Linked DNA regions of Homo sapiens: regions 1 and 2 are each linked to region 3. A link is a loop called in an ENCODE intact Hi-C map of the cell type or tissue named here. Cell type or tissue: mammary epithelial cell. All regions are shown on one strand.

Region 1 (2,500 bases), 210 kb after region 3:
AAATTTTAGATGCTGTATAAAGAATAACCACAACTTTGGTTACGCAGCAAGTCAGATATGGCTTTTTTATATAATGCTAATCAAGTTTCCAAGTATGGAAGAAAACCTTTCAGCCAAGCCATTGGAGCTTAAGAAACCTTTACCCTTTATAGATTTTAACTGCCCGTACCTCAGTGCCCTTTAAAGAATCTCTTTTAAAGTGTTATTAGAATACTGCTTTGTAAAAATTAAAAGTAAGCAGGAGATGAGATGTTGATCATCTTGTGTTTACTTGTTAAAAAATATCTAATTTGGCATATATATACAATGAATTTTAGAACTTACTCAGCATGGGATTTAATTTACTGACTCCATGATTTACTTGAACAGTTTTTCTCCTTTTGAAAATTTCAGAATACTCTAGAAAATTAAGAATTTTAATTCTCTTTTGAGCTTGGATATTTTATTTTAAATATGGCCAGGTTATTACTTTAAAAGAAAAGATCTAAGGAAAAGTTAATAGTTGAAAATAAAACTCAGAGCCTTTGTGAAGTACCTGTTACAACATTTCTGAGGAATTTTGTCTATTCTTTAAAACAATATAGCCATCATAGATGTGTGCGTGTGTATGTGTAAAATATTGATTAAAACAGTGTTTAGTTGTAAATTATCATAAAATCATTTTTGTCTGTTAGCATTTTCCTGTTCTTTCATTATCCCACAGTCAAATCCTATTTCTAGCCTTGAACATAAAAAATATTTTTAAAATGTCTTAGACTAGCTTTATTCAATGAACCAAATAATGTAGATTTTATCTTTACTACATCAAACATGTTAATGTATGATGATGAGAAAGACACTTGATACTTCTTTATAATCATAACACATTTGAGTAACTCATTTTGAGGTGAGGAGACTACTCTTGTATTTTCATCTTAGATAGAGGGTTTATGTATATATTTTGGGGAGAGGGATGGATAGGAGATGTAAAGAATTTAGTGAAAAAAATATTTACTACATTTATAACACAAACACTAAGCTTAAAACTGAGGTATTAATTTTTTCATGCATTTCTAAATTTACTTTGGAAAGGAAAACATAAAAGTTATCCCAATGCTATGAATTCCAGATAGAACTATATGACTATAATTTATTCATAAAATAATTTATAACCTTCCAAAACATTCTGAACTATATGCTTTGTTTGTCAAATAAGTTTCCTTGAATTTTTAGATAATTAAGCACTTCTGCTAAAGCCATTATATTATTTTCACTCCATCATAGAAGATACCCAGAAGAGTAGTAAAGATAAAATAAATATTTCAATTGCCAGGAAAAAGCTGGGTGTAGTGGGCATGCCAGTAGTCTAGCTGGGGAGGCTGAGGCAGCAGGATCACTTGCGTCTAGGAGTACAAAGACAGTTTGGGTAACATAGCAATACCCACCTCTCTTTAAAAAAAATAATAATAAGCTGGGGAGAAAAAATGTGTTCTGCTGGATTTTCTTAGAGTATATATATATATTTGTGATAGTTGAAAGTGAGAATAATGTAGCTTAAAAAATTTATAAAAATGAATTTTAAAAGTTAAACTAGCAAATAAAATTCATTTTATCTAATGAATTTGGGCCTTTTTAACCATGTGTCCCTCTTTTCTTCAACTTTTCTTTAACTTACAGGAATTTAATTTTGTTAAAAGAAAATAATTATCCTTGATTATAATTTGAACATTGGAGATACTAAAAAATATATATATATATATTCCACCTTGGCACTAACTTTTCTTTGTTCAGATATGGTAGAGATGGATGATTTAGAATAAATGAGACAAGTGGCCAGTCTCTATGTGTGGCTTCTGAAGGAAAAATTTGTAGAATATATTATTTAAAAACTAATAGTTCAAATGTAGGCAAAGATAGCCTTTATTTTATGTTATGTATTAAAAGTGTATATTATAAAGTGTGGGGATGCCCATACCTGGGGACTAAAATTATAAAGACTGATTGAGGACATACTTGAAATACAAAATTATTTATTTAATGTTGACTCCTAAGTAGTTTAAACATTTAATTGTCAAATTTTAAAGCTGCAAAGAATCTTGTTATCTAGTTCAATGCTTTTATTTTATAGATAAGAAACCTGAGAAACAGGAAAATCTAGCTCAAATGAAGAAGCTAGTTGGGAGAAAGTATTTTAACAGGGAGCTAGTGAATATTTTGTAGGCAAATCACAGGTCAGGAGAGTGGCAAATGTGACAGCTAAGCCTTAGTGCAGGATACCTAGAGTAGGACAGGAATATTTTTGAGCCAGGTATAGAAGTGTATCTTCTTTATTGAGGCAGATCAAAAGCCAGGAGAACTGAAGAGTGAAAATGAAGATTCCTGGCCCAGACAGCTAATTTGTAGAAGTATTGAAATCTGGAGGTCATATCAAGCAAGACACAGTTTCTGAAAAAGAATGATGAGTTCACTAGACTTAGAAACTTTTAAAATCAAATAATTTTTAAATCACCATCTATTTAAT
Region 2 (2,500 bases), 230 kb after region 3:
AAAATAATTTAAAAAATTAGCCTGGCATGGCGGTGCATACCTGTAGTTCTAGTTATTTTAGAGGCTGAAGCGGGAGGATTGCTTGAACCCAAGAGTTTGAGGCTGCAGTGAGCCATGATCACACCACTGCACTCCATGCACTCCAGCCTCAGTGACAAAGTGAGACCTTGTCTCAAATTAATAATACATGAAATTTTAGTTACAACAAAGCTGTTTTTTTCCAATAACGATGGAAGATTAACATGTTTTTCTTCTTTTTTCAGTTGTTTGCTCATTAATGAATTAGAATATACCAAAAGTAAATTAAAAATAATTCTGAGTGTCATTGTTACTTCTTACTTTAGTTAAAGAGTAGTGGAATTACCGCTGTGCTGCAGACCAAGTCCTACTTGCTAAATAACTACAGATAGTTAAAGGTGAAGGCTGAGCACGGTGGCTCACACCTGTAATCTCAGCACTTTGGGAGGCTGAGGCAGGCAAATCACTTGAGCTCAGGAGTTCGAGACCAGCCTGGAAAACATGACAAAACCCTGTCTCTACAGAAAATACAAAAATTAGCCAGCCGTGGTGGCCTGCTTGTAGTCCCAGCTATTTGGGATGCTGAGTGGGAGGATTGCTTGAGCCCAGGAAGTCAAGGCTGCAGTGAGCCAGGATCATACCACTGCACTCCAGCCTGGGAGATAGAGACCCTGTCTCACAAAAAAACAAAAACAAAACAAAACAAAAAAACAAACACCAAAACTATAGTCAAAGCTGGAAGGGACCTGCTTATCCTGTGGCCTGGGCTTTAGCCATCTCTTCCAATACCAATTGCCTAGTGTTATTATGTAAAGCTAATTTGGCCAGCTCTGGTCCTTATTTTGCACTCATTCCAGTAAACCCAACCACTATGGCACTTAATACTGCCATTGTCAGTCAGTCTGCAGTATTGATTGACTGCCTTTAGAGCTCTCTTTTGTGTGCCTTGTCCACTCTTCAGTCACTGAGAGAGAGACCAAAGAACAGAGACCAACACCCTGTACTTGGCATGGCCATTAGTCACTGGAGTTAGATGAATCACACTGTATCTAAGAGAGAAGACTCAGGGAGAAGGGCTTAGCACAACACAGAAAAGCTTTAAACACTCTTACCTTTGACTGGAATTACACACACACACACACACACACACATACATACACACACACACATACACACACACACACTAAGGCTTTCCCACAAAGCCATGATGCATCCTTAAAAATAACACACAGCTCTGAAAAGTGAATGTCGGGGGTGAAGAGAGCCCTCCTACACTCCTTTTCCTAGTGATGACAAGGTTGTGGGGGCATGGCTGACTGTGAGGAGCAGAAGATGAGAGGGAGATATCATTTTACTTCTTTGTACTGCAATAATAAAAAGAACAGATAGAATGGAAGGAAGAGGCCAGGGGCAGTGGCTCATACCTGTAATCCCAGCACTTTGGGAGGCTGAGGCAGGTGGATCACCTGAGGTCAGGAGTTCGAGACCAGCCTGGCCAACATGGAGAAACTCCGTCTCTATTAAGAATACAAAAATTAGCCAGGCGTGGTGGTGGGCACCTATAATCACAGCTACCCGGGAGGTTGAGGCAGGAGAATCACTTGAACTTGTGGGGCGGAGGTCGCAGTGAGCCAAGATTGCGCCACTTCACTCCAGCCTGGGCGAGAAAGTGAACTCTGTCTCAAAAAAAAAAAAAAAAAAAAAGAATGGAGCGAAGAAGCCAGATTGAGTCTTCTTGCAATGAGGCGGAGTATACAATATTATTTTTAAAAATCAGTCTAGTGTTTCTGAAAACAAGGACACACTAGGAGGAAATGGTGGAGGAAAGGAGAACACAAAGTAAAAGTGACACTGCCTATTTCTTCACGGGTACAAGGGCCACTTAGGCTGGGATGCTTTTCCTGAAAATGCAGACCATACAGAACAAGGCCATGTGACTAAGAATCCACAACAGAAACAAACACAAGACACATATGAGTTAGGAAAGTTAAGGAAGCAGTCCTTCCTTTCGGCCAAAACTGCCACCTTCCAGTAATTTGCCACAATGATGAACACAAAGGGGGAAGAGGAGAGGCACCGGTATACATTCTCTAGGCCTTTTAGAAAACATGGACTTGTTCCTTTGGTTACAAATATGCGAATCTATAAGAAAGGTGATATGGTACACATCAACGGAATGGATACTGTTCAAAAAGGAATGCCCCACAAGTGTTACCATGGCAAAACTGAAAGTCTACAGTGTTCCCCAGCATGCTGTTGGCATTGTTGTAAACAAGGGTAAGATTCTTGCCAAGAGAATTAATGTGCATATTGAGCACATTAAGCACTGTAAGAGCCGAGATAGCTTCCTGAAATGTGTGAAGGAAAATGATCAGAAAAAGAAAGAAGCCAAAGAGGAAGGTACCTGGGTTCAAGTGAAGCACCAGCCTGCTCCACCCAGAGAAGCGCACTTTGTGAAAGCTTGTGGGAAGGAGCCTGAGCT
Region 3 (2,500 bases):
GACCAACATGGTGAAACTCCGTCTCTACTAAAAATACAAAAATTAGCCAGGTGTGGTGGTGACCTCCTGCAATCCCAGCTGTTTGGGAGCCTGAGGCAGGAGAATCGCTTGAGCCTGGGAAGTGGAGGTTGCAATGAGCCGAGATGGCACCACTGCACTTCAGCCTGGGTGACAGAGTGAGACCCTGTCTCAAAAAAAAAAAAAAAAAAAACAGCACCAGCTCTCCTCTGCTGTCTGTCTCCTCAGCATTTACCCCCCTAGATTGTATCAGTTGACAAATATTTATTCAGCACCTCTTATACCAGGCACTGCGCTAGACTCTGGCATGCTGTCATGGACAAACAACCAACCACGGAGCTCAGCTTTGGACAGAGGAGACAGACGGAAAACAAACCAGGCCCTCATTAAATGGCAGGCGTGACTAGTGCTCTGTGGTCACCCAGTGCTGTGGGAGGCCATCGTCACTGTGGGAAGCCCAAGCTGGTCTGCTGCCTCAGGAAATCTTCTCTGAGGAGGTGATATTTATTTATTTATAATTGAAACAGTGTCTCCCTATGTTGCCCAGGCTGGTTTCAAACTCCGAAAATCAAAGCCTAATTCTCCCATTACAGCCTTACCAGTGCTGGGATTACAGGCATGCGCCGCTGCACCCCACAGTAGGTGATATTTAAAGCTTCGTGCAATTCTGAAGAAAGATGCCATATTCAGCTATTATTTTTAAGTCATTCAGAAAATGTATGTTGCATAAGAAGTTTGTGTGTAGGGCAGGTACAAACATAGCAAAGTACACTCCTCTGCCTCTGGAAACGATAGTTTTTATGTCCCAAAGGAACTGTAATGATCTGATATTGAATCAAAAAATGACTGAACTCACTCAACTAAGAAATTGTCTTTGTTCAAAAGAGACAATTCAGTTCCCCAAGGATAGGCTATCATGAAATTTGAATGTAACTGAGACTCCAGACTGGTGACATCTCCAAATCTGATGCTTTTCTGTCATCCTGGTGGAGTTATCTTGGAGCGATAAGAGAACTGCGTGCTCTCATCCCGCTCCACGAGCTAATGTTTCACAGGCTGACAATGACAGGGTGATTGCCTTTGATTAAAGCATATTTTCAATTATCCCTTGGGTACTTACAGCCTGTTAGGTTTGCATTGTAAAATGAACCCAAGGTCCTCCAAGGATCCACAAGACGGTCCAAAGTCCTTATTGTGTGTGCATTTGGTTAATTATTGGATTGCTCAAAAACGTAGTCATGAATTGACTTCACTGCGCAGTAGATGTCTAAATGGTTAATGCGGATTCCTCCTCGGAGAAAAACCAGACCCGTCTTTAACCCGCCTGCAGTGATTTCTAAACCACTAGAGGGAGCAAGAGGCCACCTCAGAACTAAGTCCACCCTGGGCGAGTCCGCATTTGGTGACTGAAACCAAGCCAAGTGTTCCCAAATGTTCTGGAAAGGAACCAAGTCAGGGCGTCTCCCATCTCTAAGCCTCCCCAGGCACCCCTAAAATCTGGTGCAGTTCCAGGCCACTCCTTAACAAGCCTGAGGTTCCACTTGAAGGTCCGACGCTGTTTGGAGTCATCCTCAGGACACTGGGGCTCGTATGTCAGTGCTGGGGGAGGGGAGGAGGGAGTGATGCGATTCCAGCTGCAGCCGCGTCCATTCCACCGCGGGCCAGGCCCTATATAGGCGCACAAGTTATTTGAACAGGAAGAGGGACAAATATAAAGCCATGACCACACGGAATCGGGGCGCTTTACCCAAACTAAGAGATTTGGGGGGCGGGGCGGGGGGCTTCTTGGGCTGCTGTCTGAGCTGTCTTTAAGAGTAAGAAGAACCAGGCCAGGCGCGGTGGCTCACGCCTGTTATCCCAGTACTTTGCGAGGCCGAGGTGGGCGGATCACGAGGTCAGGAGTTCGAGACCATCCTGGCTAACATGGTGAAACCCCGTCTCTATTAAAAATACAAAAATTAGCTGGACATGCTAGCGCATGCCTGTAATACCAGCTACTTGGGAAGCTGAGGCAGGAGAATCGCTTGAACCAGGGAGTCAGAGGTTGCCGTGAGCAGAGATCGAGCCACAGCATTTCAGCCTGGTGACAGAGGGAGACTGTGTCTCATTAAAAAAAAAAAAAAAAAAAAAAAAGTAAGAAGAACGGGCCGGGCGCGGTGGCTCACATCTGTATTGCCAGCACTTTGGGAGGCCGAGGCAGGCGAATCACTTGAGGCAAGGAGTTCGAGACCAGCCTGGCCAACATGCAGAAACCCCGTCTCTACTAAATATATAAAAATTAGCCGGGTGTGGTGTCGCATGCCTGTAGTCCCAGCTACTTGGGAGGCTGAGGCACAAGAATCGCTTGAACCTGGGAGATGGAAGTTGCAGTGAGCCGAGATCGTTTCACTGCACTCCAGACTGGGCGACAGAGTGAGACTCCGTCTCAAAAAAAAAAAAAGAGAGAGAGAGAAGAACGACCAGTGGTGTGTTTCTTCTAGAG

What was found. Peaks named below come from ENCODE experiments on the same cell type or tissue, not always from the same donor. Only the 100,000 strongest peaks of a DNase experiment are listed, where the experiment ranks them.
Region 1: a loop joins it to region 3, with 5 times the contacts of the local background. A loop is called at or near these places in 4 of 110 quality-filtered maps.
Region 2: a loop joins it to region 3, with 5 times the contacts of the local background. A loop is called at or near these places in 2 of 110 quality-filtered maps.

What each region holds. Positions count from the first base shown.
Region 1 is chr4:54,011,064-54,013,563 of GRCh38, reverse strand. The region is part of intron 5 of CHIC2 (cysteine rich hydrophobic domain 2); the gene reads left to right. Among named protein-coding and RNA genes, the nearest start is that of CHIC2, 52 kb to the left of the region's middle. In mammary epithelial cell, no CTCF peak of the experiment used is centred here; no DNase peak of the experiment used is centred here.
Region 2 is chr4:53,986,621-53,989,120 of GRCh38, reverse strand. It overlaps the pseudogene RPL21P44. Among named protein-coding and RNA genes, the nearest start is that of CHIC2, 77 kb to the left of the region's middle. In mammary epithelial cell, no CTCF peak of the experiment used is centred here; a DNase peak (open chromatin) is centred at 1,060; H3K27ac peaks cover 760 bases.
Region 3 is chr4:54,216,851-54,219,350 of GRCh38, reverse strand. No RefSeq gene overlaps it. Among named protein-coding and RNA genes, the nearest start is that of PDGFRA, 11 kb to the left of the region's middle. In mammary epithelial cell, a CTCF peak has its summit at 1,361 (motif pointing right); a DNase peak (open chromatin) is centred at 1,490; H3K4me3 peaks cover 480 bases; H3K27ac peaks cover 237 bases.